Regions from separate parts of the Homo sapiens genome. Here region 2 is linked to region 1. A link is a contact called in ENCODE Hi-C or POLR2A ChIA-PET data. All regions are on one chromosome and are shown on one strand. Each heading gives the region's core, a stretch centred on a gene start or an enhancer-like site at or near the end of the contact. The rest is flanking DNA. Distances are from core to core; before and after follow the strand shown. Region 1 holds the start of RNF32 (ring finger protein 32). Region 2 overlaps UBE3C (ubiquitin protein ligase E3C).

What was found. A loop is a pair of places that touch in the nucleus more often than their neighbours do. ChIA-PET counts read pairs that join two places held with the same protein, here RNA polymerase II (POLR2A).
Region 2: a loop to region 1 is called in a map of naive thymus-derived CD4-positive, alpha-beta T cell, with 5 times the contacts of the local background. The contact joins the enhancer-like site here to the promoter of RNF32 in region 1. A Hi-C loop is called at or near these places in 1 of 168 maps with a recorded cell type or tissue (naive thymus-derived CD4-positive, alpha-beta T cell) and 1 of 37 single-sample maps with no recorded cell type. POLR2A ChIA-PET finds 5 or more read pairs at or near these places in 1 of 52 experiments (OCI-LY7).

What each region holds. Positions count from the first base shown.
Region 1 is chr7:156,639,062-156,644,351 of GRCh38, forward strand. It overlaps RNF32 (ring finger protein 32), which reads left to right and starts at 1,713. Exons shown (of 9, transcript NM_030936.4): 1 at 1,713-1,750; 2 at 4,740-4,831. The coding sequence starts at 4,817. RNF32-DT (RNF32 divergent transcript) reads right to left here and starts at 1,474. Exons shown (of 4, transcript NR_026865.2): 1 at 1-1,474. RefSeq lists an enhancer at 1,144-1,735 and a silencer at 1,304-1,613.
Region 2 is chr7:157,148,456-157,153,308 of GRCh38, forward strand. All of the region lies in intron 1 of UBE3C (ubiquitin protein ligase E3C), which reads left to right. Among named protein-coding and RNA genes, the nearest start is that of UBE3C, 12 kb to the left of the region's middle. Within about 2 kb of position 2,541, at least 5 of the 41 ENCODE cell types and tissues checked have a DNase peak (open chromatin) inside an H3K27ac peak, as active enhancers do.

The sequences.
Region 1 (5,290 bases), core at 463-2,962:
GGAGAGTGGCTAATGTCCCCTTTACAAATAAGGAGCTCATGGTTTAGGAAGATGAGCTTGCCAAAAATCACACACTTGTAAAATAAGTCAAAATTTGAACTTAAGTCTACTTATCTGAGCCCAAAGTCTTACAACCATTTATGGCTGTTATCCTAACACCTACGTCGCGGAACGGAAGAGTCCTAAGACTGCAAAGACCCTTCCTTTTCTTCTAGATCCAGTCTAAGTTGGTTGGTAATTTCTTTAGACCCTGCTTTCAGGGAAGTTTAAAAAAAATTACTTGCATTTGTATATTTTCCTTGTATTTTCGGCCAAATTTCTTCTAATTAAAGTACAACATAAGTTGAACCAACACAATAATTGTCATATTAAGAAAAGATAAAACAAACTTTACTCATTTCTGCTTCTGGGCATGGAGTGTGAGGGACCAGACTTAAGTTCTCAAACAACTACAAAATCAGACCAAAAAATACAATGGTTTCCAGGCACCGGACGACAGGCAGTGCAGGGCTGTGATCCTTAAGAGAAGGGAAGCAGCGAGCCAGAGTATCCAGGCCACAACCCAAATGGAGGCCAAGAGAGGAACAGCAGAGGATACAGAGGGAGGGTTCCAGGGGCCAAGACGCAATCCGAGGGGAAGCCCTTCCGGGGAGAGCTGGAGTCCTGGGGTGGCCTTCTCGAGTCTTCCCGAGCAGGTCTGTGCAGCGAGGAAACATCCGAGGCTGGAGTGAGCCACGCGGAGGAGGAAGAACAGCCCGAGCTCACAGGGGCGGGGAAGAGTTCTAGCTCGCGACAGCCCCTGGGAGGAACCCTGCACTATTTGTGGCGTCGAGTAAAGCACCGGAAGGCTCTGCTCAGGAGCGTGAACGACACCGCCCGCTGCAAGCCTGGAAAGGAACGCGTTGCCTCAATTCACTCCGATGTGTCACACACGCGGCTCAGTCACCTAGGGAGCAGGAAAAGGCCAGCGGGCCACGCAGGGCTCACCCGGGCCTGCATCCAAACGCAAACGGCCAGGCCCACGAAGCAGGAAACACAACCCGCAACGAGAAGCAAAGGGATCCACAGAGAAGGGCCAGGAGTCACGGACGACGCCAGGCAGTCGGCGCCTGCGCTTCCGCGAGCCAAGACGCCTGAGCGGCGCGGGGGGATCGGGGGATCCCCCAGAAAACTGCCCTCGACTAACAGCGCAGCGAAGGGGCGGTGCGCTCGAGACCCTGGAACGGGAACGACCACAGCCACCGCAGGGAAACAACCGGGGCCCAGGCCCAGGTGGGCGGGCGGCTGAGGAGCGTGGCTGCGCCCACAAAGCCGCCGGGGGCTGCGGACTACAGCGAAGCCGGCGCGGGGCTCGGCCCTCACTACACGAGGCCTGGGCGCCTGCACGCCCCCGTGCTTCAGCCCGCGGCTCCCGAACACCCCCGCCAGGCGATCCCCAAAAACGCCCGCTGCGCGAGCCTCGACGGGAACGCACCTGCGTCTAGACGCTGACGCCGTGCGCGGGGCGGGGGCCGGCGAGCATGCGCAGTGTGGTGTGGACAGGGCGTGGTTGGCAAGCATGCGCAATGTGGGCCGGGCGGGGCTGGCGAGCATGCGCAGTATGGGGCGGGGCGGGGCAGGGCTGGTGAGCAAGCCCGCGGGGAGCGAGCGCGGAGGCGGGCGTTGCTACGGCAACGGTGGGCGGCCAGGGAGTTGCCTGAGGGAAAAGGGGCAGACGTCCCTGGGTTCCGGTGTTCGCGGAGGAGTCGAGGCACGGAGAGGCTTCGGGGGAGGGACGGAAAGAAGGGTGGCCCGCCAGGCGGGCGGGGTCCATGGATTCGGGGTGAGGGCCGTCCGCGGCCTCGCTTTCGCCTCCTCCGAGCCGGGCCGGCGATGGCCGCAGCTGTGAGGCGAGGTCGGGTCCCGTAGCGGCGCGCAGCCTCCTTGGGGGACTCGGGGTCCTGGTTAGTTTCCACAGCTCCTTCTATCTGAGGGGTACGAATTTACGGCTGCCTAAAGCCTTAGAACAGTGATCCCACGTCGGTAATTTTAGAACCCGGTAGGACCGGCTGCCATCAGGGGCCCCAGGTGCAGGGTGGTGTCAGCTTTGAGAGGAATTGGAGCCTCGTCACCGCGCGCTTCCTGCATGAGTGGAACCTCAGAAAACGGTCAGCGGGGTTCAGAAGGCAGGAGATAACACCAAGACCCTACGTAGGATTGCATCTTTACGTCGTAGGCTTGGTCTCGTGTATTTTTATTGAGCGTGTTTAATTAGCTGAGGTTACTCGCTTTGGCACCCCAGTGATCGTTTTTGCCACCAAGCTCTGCCTCTTGAGCGTTTAATACTGGGATTTACAAAGCAACGGGTTCCTGTTAATCTTAGCTTTCAATACTGGGCAAGGGTTACGTTTCTAACCCTACCAGTGCCGCAGGCTCATTATATATTGAAGGACTCACCTGGTATTTGGTTTTCTCATTTATAAAGTGGAGTTGGAGTAGGTACTTGAAGGGTTTTCAATACCTTTAAATTCTGAATTTTAAACTCTAAAACTTAATGATACCGTAGGACTTTAAGAGAGTATAGGTTTTAAAAGCTCTTACCTTGATATTAATGACAGTGGTCTACTGTGTAGAAACTTGAGATTAAATTGCAGACTGCAGCTATGACCGGACCATTTTTAGTGTGATGCAAACTGTATCTTCTGCAGGTTATAGGCATTTTGGAAGCAGGAACTGAGAAAATTCTGGCAGTGATCTTTCAGTATTTTAAATTCCACCATTTCTCCAAGTTCAGTTGTCTTGATGAGATACAGGGTGGAACTTATTTCAAACATCTCTTGATGCCAGAATTGAACGGGAACAGAAAAGGGCTGTAGTAAGAACCATCATCAAAGCCTCCAGGACTTGAGCAGCGACTGACGTTTTTACTTCTAACCCTGGATATCTCAGAGATTTGGTTCCACTGTGCTTTTCTATCTCTCCACTCACGCCTTAGTGAGTTTGTTCTTTCGGTTGGAGTAATTTAATACAAGTGTTAGTCCTTAGAAATACATTTTGGATTAATTTCTTTCTATTTTTAGAGTTAGGCCCTCAACACAGTAAGTCTTCACTTAACATCATCCATAGGTTCTTAGAAACTGGAGCTTTAAGCCATGCAGTGTACAAGGAAACCAGTTTCACCATAGGTTAATTGATATAAATAAGAGGAAAGTTCCCACAGCACATTCCTGGTCACAAAAACATCGCCAAACTTCTAAATAAAGACCAAAGCACTTCTAATATGAAACACTGAAGTACATATGAGCTCTACATTTAAGAAATATCATTACCCAATTTCTGGTGAATCCATGAGTGACCGGGTTGTGGAGGGGCTGTGTTAAAGATAATGTTGGCCAAGCCAAAGCTCTGAAGCACCTCCCCCTACCATGCAGTTTCAAAACAAACAGGAGCCACTTCTCAGCCCGCTGGGCCTTTCTTACTGCATCGGGTATTGTCCTGCATCTCTGTGTGAATACCGTATGCTTTACGAGTTTTTATTTGACAATAATTTGTATCCTTTCATTTTCCAACCTGCTTATTCCAGTTCAGGGTGGCAGGGGGCTGAGCCCATCCAGGCAGCTCAGGACCAAGGCGGGCAACAGTCCTGGAGAGGACGGCATCCCATGGCAGGGCACACTCACACTCACTCAGACGGGGACGCCCCAGTGAGCCTCACGTGCACAGCTTTGGGATGTGGGAGGAACCCGGGGTACCTGGAGGAAACCCACAGCACATGGGGAGGACGTGCAAACTCCAAACAGACAGTGGCCCCTGCTGGGGATCAATTTTTTTTCTCATCAGCGTTATAGGGAAACAACATTAGAAGAAATATGTTCAAGGGCCTTCTGTGCCAGTTCCTAGATTACTTGAATAACTTTCTATTTCTCCTCATCACAGTATATTTTGAATACATCTGTCTTCATAAAATACACCATGTCCAAAATCTAAAAGGGCCAATTCCAAATTATTCCACCAGCTTTGAAGGGAATTGAAGCAAGAATAACAAGAGTAAGTTCTGTGTGAAAAGACCTACTTTAGATACTTCAAAGGTTGTCTCATTAATCCTTGCGGCAACCCTGCAAAGCCAGCGTTATTATACCTGCTTTATAGATGAGGAGCCTGGGGCTCAGCTGTGTCCAGTATCTTGCGCAGCAAAGCGGTAGAGTTCAATTGGAACTCAAGTTGGTCTGTCCCCATATTCTGTACTTCTGTGTTCTGGACAGACTGAAGTTAGCCAGTGTTCCTCTTGCGTTCCAGTTTCTTCATTGTTCCCTTTCTCCCCAAAATAAGCATATCATGCTGATTTCCAGCCTGCCAGTTCTTTCCTCCTACCTGTAATGTGCCATCTTCATTTCCCTCTGTGTATCTTTCAAATGCCAGTTTAACTGGTTTTTCCAAGTCTCCAGTGTTAGCCTGAAGTTTTGTAGTACTTATGTATCATGTTATATTTAGCAATGGATTAATTCATAGTAATTAACCATTTGTATTAATGTGTCCTCAGGAGCTCAGGGGTGAACTATTTGAGGACAGGGATGAGTCGAAGCATAACTGACTTGAGTTCACCCCCTTCCTCCAGAACCAGAATGTGTAGCTTAGTGCCACCCTGTAGCAGGCATTCCTGCTGCTTCAGGATCTGTTAGACTCTTACAGAGCATCCTCACAAACTTCATGGTTTTTCTGTGCACTGTAACTTTGACTTTCTGTTGACCACGTCTTTGCAGCAGAAGAATAGAAGGAAGGTGATAGGATGTGATGATAGAATTTGTGATAGCCAAGCAACAACTTTTCCTAATTCGGCATGTTAAAAAATAAGGTACGCTATTCTTTTCTTAAACATACACGTTATTTGACTCATGAAATGTATTTTAATTCAGCCATTTGAGAGTATAAAAACTAGTTTGCAAACCCTGCTTGAACTAGGAATTGTCAGCAGGAATGGGCGATGCCAAGTGTCGCATGGGGCAGTGGACAAGCCAATGGAAAAACAATCTCTGGCGATATTTACTGCAAGCATCTCTTAGCTGTTTGGTGATTTTTATTCTGCACAGGAAATTATTAAGTTTTCACAAAAAGGCATAAGCTGAAATGGCAGGAGTCTCCTTAGTAGTTGCCTGGAGTCTAATTTAATTATAGTGAAGCAGCGTGGGTTTGTTTAGGCATGCACAGGTTTATGGGTCATAATGAATTTATTCATATTATAATTAAGGCTTTCATAATTAAATGAAAAGATATTCCTGTATTGTTAACATAAATGCTGAGACAAGGGTCTGCT
Region 2 (4,853 bases), core at 1,291-3,790, 510 kb after region 1:
GGTAAGAACTTGATTGCTTAGTTTTGTAAAACTGCCCTCTATTATATAATTGAAGGGATTACCTAGTTTTGTAAAACTGCCCTCTATTATATAATTGAAGGGATTACCTAGAATATTTTAACTTAAAATGTTTTGTGCTATTTTGTTTTAAAAAGCAGAGGTGTAATGGATGTGATAGTATAATGCTCCATATACATTGTAGTGGAACATAAAAACTTTTTCTTACAGATCTGGCATCAAATAAAGTCAAAATATTTTCTAAGATCAAATTAGTTCTTTTTTTTTTTTTTTTTTCCTTTAAGAGACAGGGCCTCACTGTGTCGCCCAGGCTGGAGTGCAGTAGCTATTCACAGGCATGATCATAGTGCACAGCAGCCTCAAACTCCTGATCTCCAGCGATTCTCCTGCCTCAGCCTCCTGAGGAGCTGGAACTCCAGGCTTGCCACTACCCAACCCCAGCCTGGCTCTGAAAATGTTAATTGACTGTCAGGACTGGTATTATTTAGCAACACTGCATTTGTTCCTTCGAATACAGTTATGCTGTATCCTTTACATGTAGGAGCAAAAGACTGTAGTTCCCTGCTATAGATAAGGTTAAGAATTCTTTTTTTGTTTTTTGAGATAGAGTTTTGCTCTTGTCGCCCAGGCTGGAGTGCAATGGCTCAATCTCGGCTCACTGCAACCTCCGCCTGCCAGGTTCAAGCAATTCTCCTGCCTCTGCCTCCGGAGTAGCTGGGATTACAGGTGCCTGCCACCACACCCAGCTAATTTTTCTATTTTTAGTAGAGATGGGTTTCACCATCTTGGTCAGGCTGGTCTCGAATTCCTGACCTCAGGTGATCCACCCACCTCAGCCTCCCAAAGTGCTGGGATTACAGGCGTGAGCCACTATGCCTGGCCAGGAATTCAACCGATTTTTAAAAATAGAAACCAAGCGGAATGGAAGGAGTGAGACTTGAGACTAATTGTCTCATTGTCTCATTTTCTTTGGACATTAAATCTGGGCCTACAGGGAGGTGAGTAAAGCACCATACAGTATTTAAGGAGGCACTTACTCTCAGGTTCATGCACAGGCGGACCCTGCACTGGCACATCCCTGAGAGTGAGTGCCTCCTTAAATTTGTGCCTTAAGCATCTGGCTTGCCTCATGATATCCCCTACTTGGCTTTAACCACTTGAATGTGTGCTGATTTTCTTGAGTTACAGTGTGAATTGCCAGCTAGGGTCCTTAAAAGGTTGAAAAAATAGATGGTCTCATAAGACCATAGAATAGCCTCAAAAGAAGTTCTTGCAAAAGCTGTAAGGAGCTTCACTCTGTGACTTTTCTTTAATTCTTCTATTATAGAATGTAGGCACCTAGGAATTTGGAAGTGGGGCATCTTATTCTTTGACTGTGACCCCTGTTTTTTACTGCCTTTAAAGCAGCTGCTTTCTGCATGTCCTTGTTCTCCTGTCTCAGGCCTCCAAATGCCGCCCTTTACCATTTGTCAGCATGAAGGAGAAGCCATGCTTTCCATAGCCCATCACCTTCGATGGTGGTCAAATTACAGGCTGTAATACCTGCTGTTGCTGAGGGCATACAGACACTGGGCACAACCTACCTAGGGTTGGTTATAACAGATTTATCAAGAGTCTAACAAGGCCAGGCATGGTGGCTCACACCTGTAATCCTAGCACTTTTGGAGGTGGAGGCTGGCAGATCACTTGAGGTCAGGAGTTCCAGACCAGCCTGGCCAACGTGGTGAAACCCCATCTCTACTAAAAATACAAAAAATTAGCTGAGTGTGGTGGCACCCGCCTGTAATCCCAGCTACTTGGGAGGCAGAGGCGGGAGAATCGCTTGAACCCAGGAGGCAGAGGTTGCAGTGAGCTGAGATCATACCACTGTCCTCCAGCCTGGGTGACAGGGCAAGACTCTGTCTCAAAAAAAAAAAAGAGTCTAACAAGATATGTCCCCTCTAATCCAGCAGAACAAATTTCTACATTTAGAAACGTAAAAATTTATTCTAGTGAACTAATATGCATAAGAGAAGATGCATGGGAAAGGTGATTTATGGCATTACTTATAATACTGAAAAATACTGAAACAGCCTACATGTCTAAATACAGGACATTTGTTAAATAACCGTTAATATAACAATGCAGTGAAATACTGTGCAGCCATTTAAAATGGTCATGATGCGTATTAATGTCTGTCATTAATTTATTAACATACTTGTATTTATGAACATGATTTATTGTTAATGGAAATAAGTAGATTACAAAACAGGATTGCAGTCTGCATTTAAATTATGTTTATCTGAACAGTAAAGATAGCTAGTTTCCCAGTTTCTTAATTTCCATTGAATAAAAGAAAGATACTAGTTGCTTATTGCTGTGTAATAGAGCTTAAAGCAATACGTTTTTGTTACCTTGGTCAGTTCTGTGGGGCAGGCATCTGGATCTACTTCTGCGCTGGCCTGTTCACAAGCCTGGAAGTTAGTGCTGGCCGTTGGCAGGAGAGTCAGTTCTCGGCCGCTTGCGGGGCTTCTTAGGGATACCGTGTCCTCATGGCAGCTGGCCTCCCGCTAAGCTGCTGAGCAGACAGAGCAGGGAGGAAGGGCAAAGCCTGTGGTGACTTTGGTCATGGTGTATTTGTCCAGCCCACTCTCGGGGTGAGGGGAGTCGGGCTCCACCCCCTAAAGGGCAGCAGTAGCAAAGCGTCTGTGGACATAATCCTGAAGCCACCGTAGAAGGGAGCTTCAGGTTTAGCTTAGTCGTAAACGCTGGCGCTGCAAAACAAATACGCTGTGTTTTCTGCCTCAGCCTATTAGGAGTTAAAAATTGTGGTTTTCCTTCTTACCTCTTACCTTCTGTATCAGTAGTTATTGGCTACATAAATAACAACACAGTGAGTTAAAAAGCAAGCATTGTCAACATACATTTTGGTGAATGTGAGTTCACTCGGAGAAGATTGTATAGCTCTTTGGAAATGTAACAAAGAAATTGGCAAACTAGGAGCAGCTTAAAAAACAAGTAAATAGAGACCTGACTTAAAATGCTATTTTTCTAGATGTGCCCTCCTGATCATGTGCTGGCTTTTCTTGTGAACTGTTACCTTCTCCCGTATGCTGCTTGGAAATGCTTAGGTTCCTGCATTATCCTGCCGGAAATACTATCTATTAAGCCGTTTAAGTGTCTTCCTCAAAAAAGCCCAGTAGAACCATAAGGAGTAATTTTTTGTAACAATGCAAATTCACTGATTTAGATCATTTAGCTTTTTAATCCATTTGCCCTTGGAGAGAAGAGGGGGCTATGCAATTGGACCAAGAGGAGTCAATGATTTTGAAGTCAGTCAGCCCTTGGTTTGTCACCATGACAACCGTGGAGCAGGAGGTAGCCACATCATGACAGGGAGGAGAGGTGAGTGAAGTGAGAAGCAGGGGAGCATCACAGTAAAGTGGCCGTCATCTGAGAACTCTTCTGCACAGCCTCGTACCCAGAAGTTTGTTCCCCTTCTGTTCTAGTACCATGTGTGTATCCTATTTCCAGAACCCCAAGCAAGCATCAGTTTTTGTGTGCTGGACTGGGTAGGATTCTTAGGACTATTTACATATTAACATTACTGTCACCAGTTAGAGGGACAGCATGGGCAAAGCTGTCCAACCATGGAGACGTGGTGTTCAGCTACAGGTTGTGGCCAGAATGGGGGTGGGCAAAGGGTGTAGGGAAAGTGGAAGAGAAGGCTGGGAGGAAGGTAGTCAGGGACAGAGCTGGGAGGAAGGTAGTCAGGGAGAGAGCTGGGGGAAAGGTAATTAGGGACAGAGCTGGGGAGCATTGTAGGCCACACTAAGGCATATTCAGGGAGGACTGGAAAGCCGCTAAAGAGTTTTAAGCACATTAATGAGACTTAGGTTTTAGAGATGCGTGGGGGGCAGTTTGGGTGTTTGAATCTAGGGAGGCAAAGCCTGAAGCCAGGGAAATCAAGGGAGAAGCACCCACACTTGTGCCTGAAGAGCAATGAGGGCCTAAAACCTGCAGTGGGCATTTTCTTTTAAGGATGTTTGTGTTTCTCTCCTTGTTTGTCACATGCAGATCCTTGCGCTCCTCACTATTTGTTCTCCTGCAGGGCACTTTTCGTTTATGAGCTCATTGATCTCGACTTCTGATATGTGAGGCAGAGGTGTTAGTGTCCTGTGGAGGAAGAAATCAAGGCCTGGAGTCCAAATAATTTAGCAAAACCCCCAACACTGCCCTGTGGTTTGTTTATCCGGATGCTGTACGGCCTCTCCCTCGTGTCTGGGCAGGTTGTCTTGCCGGCACATCTTGCTTCTGTCTCCTGCTTTACTTGTGCATTCCTGTAACTGCTTGGGAAGTTGAGGACCACATCCTGCAGGCACTGAGAAGGTGGTTCCAACAGTCCTACATCTTTTGGAACTAATTTTTCTTACAGTGCAGCTTTAACGTTGTTTAATTTTTTGCCAGGTGTGGTGATGCACGCCTGTAATCCTAGCACTTTGGGAGGCTGAGGGGGGTGGATTGCCTGAGGTCAGGAGTTTGAGACCAGCCTAGCCAACATGGCGAAACCCTGTCTCTACTAAAAATACTGAAATTAGCCAGGCATGGTGGTGGGCGCCTGTAATCTCAGCTACTTGGGAGGCTGAGGCCGGAGAATGGCTTGAACCCCAGGGGAGCAGAGGTTGCAGTGAGCAGAGATCGCACCACTTCACTTCAGCCTGGATGAAAGAGTGGGACTCCCTCTCAAAAACAAAACAAAACAAAATTGTTCAGTTTTGTACATATTATTTTAGAGCTGTGTGAGCAGACGCTAGATTGTTGGCAGTTAGTATGGTTCACATCACATCTTGCCACTG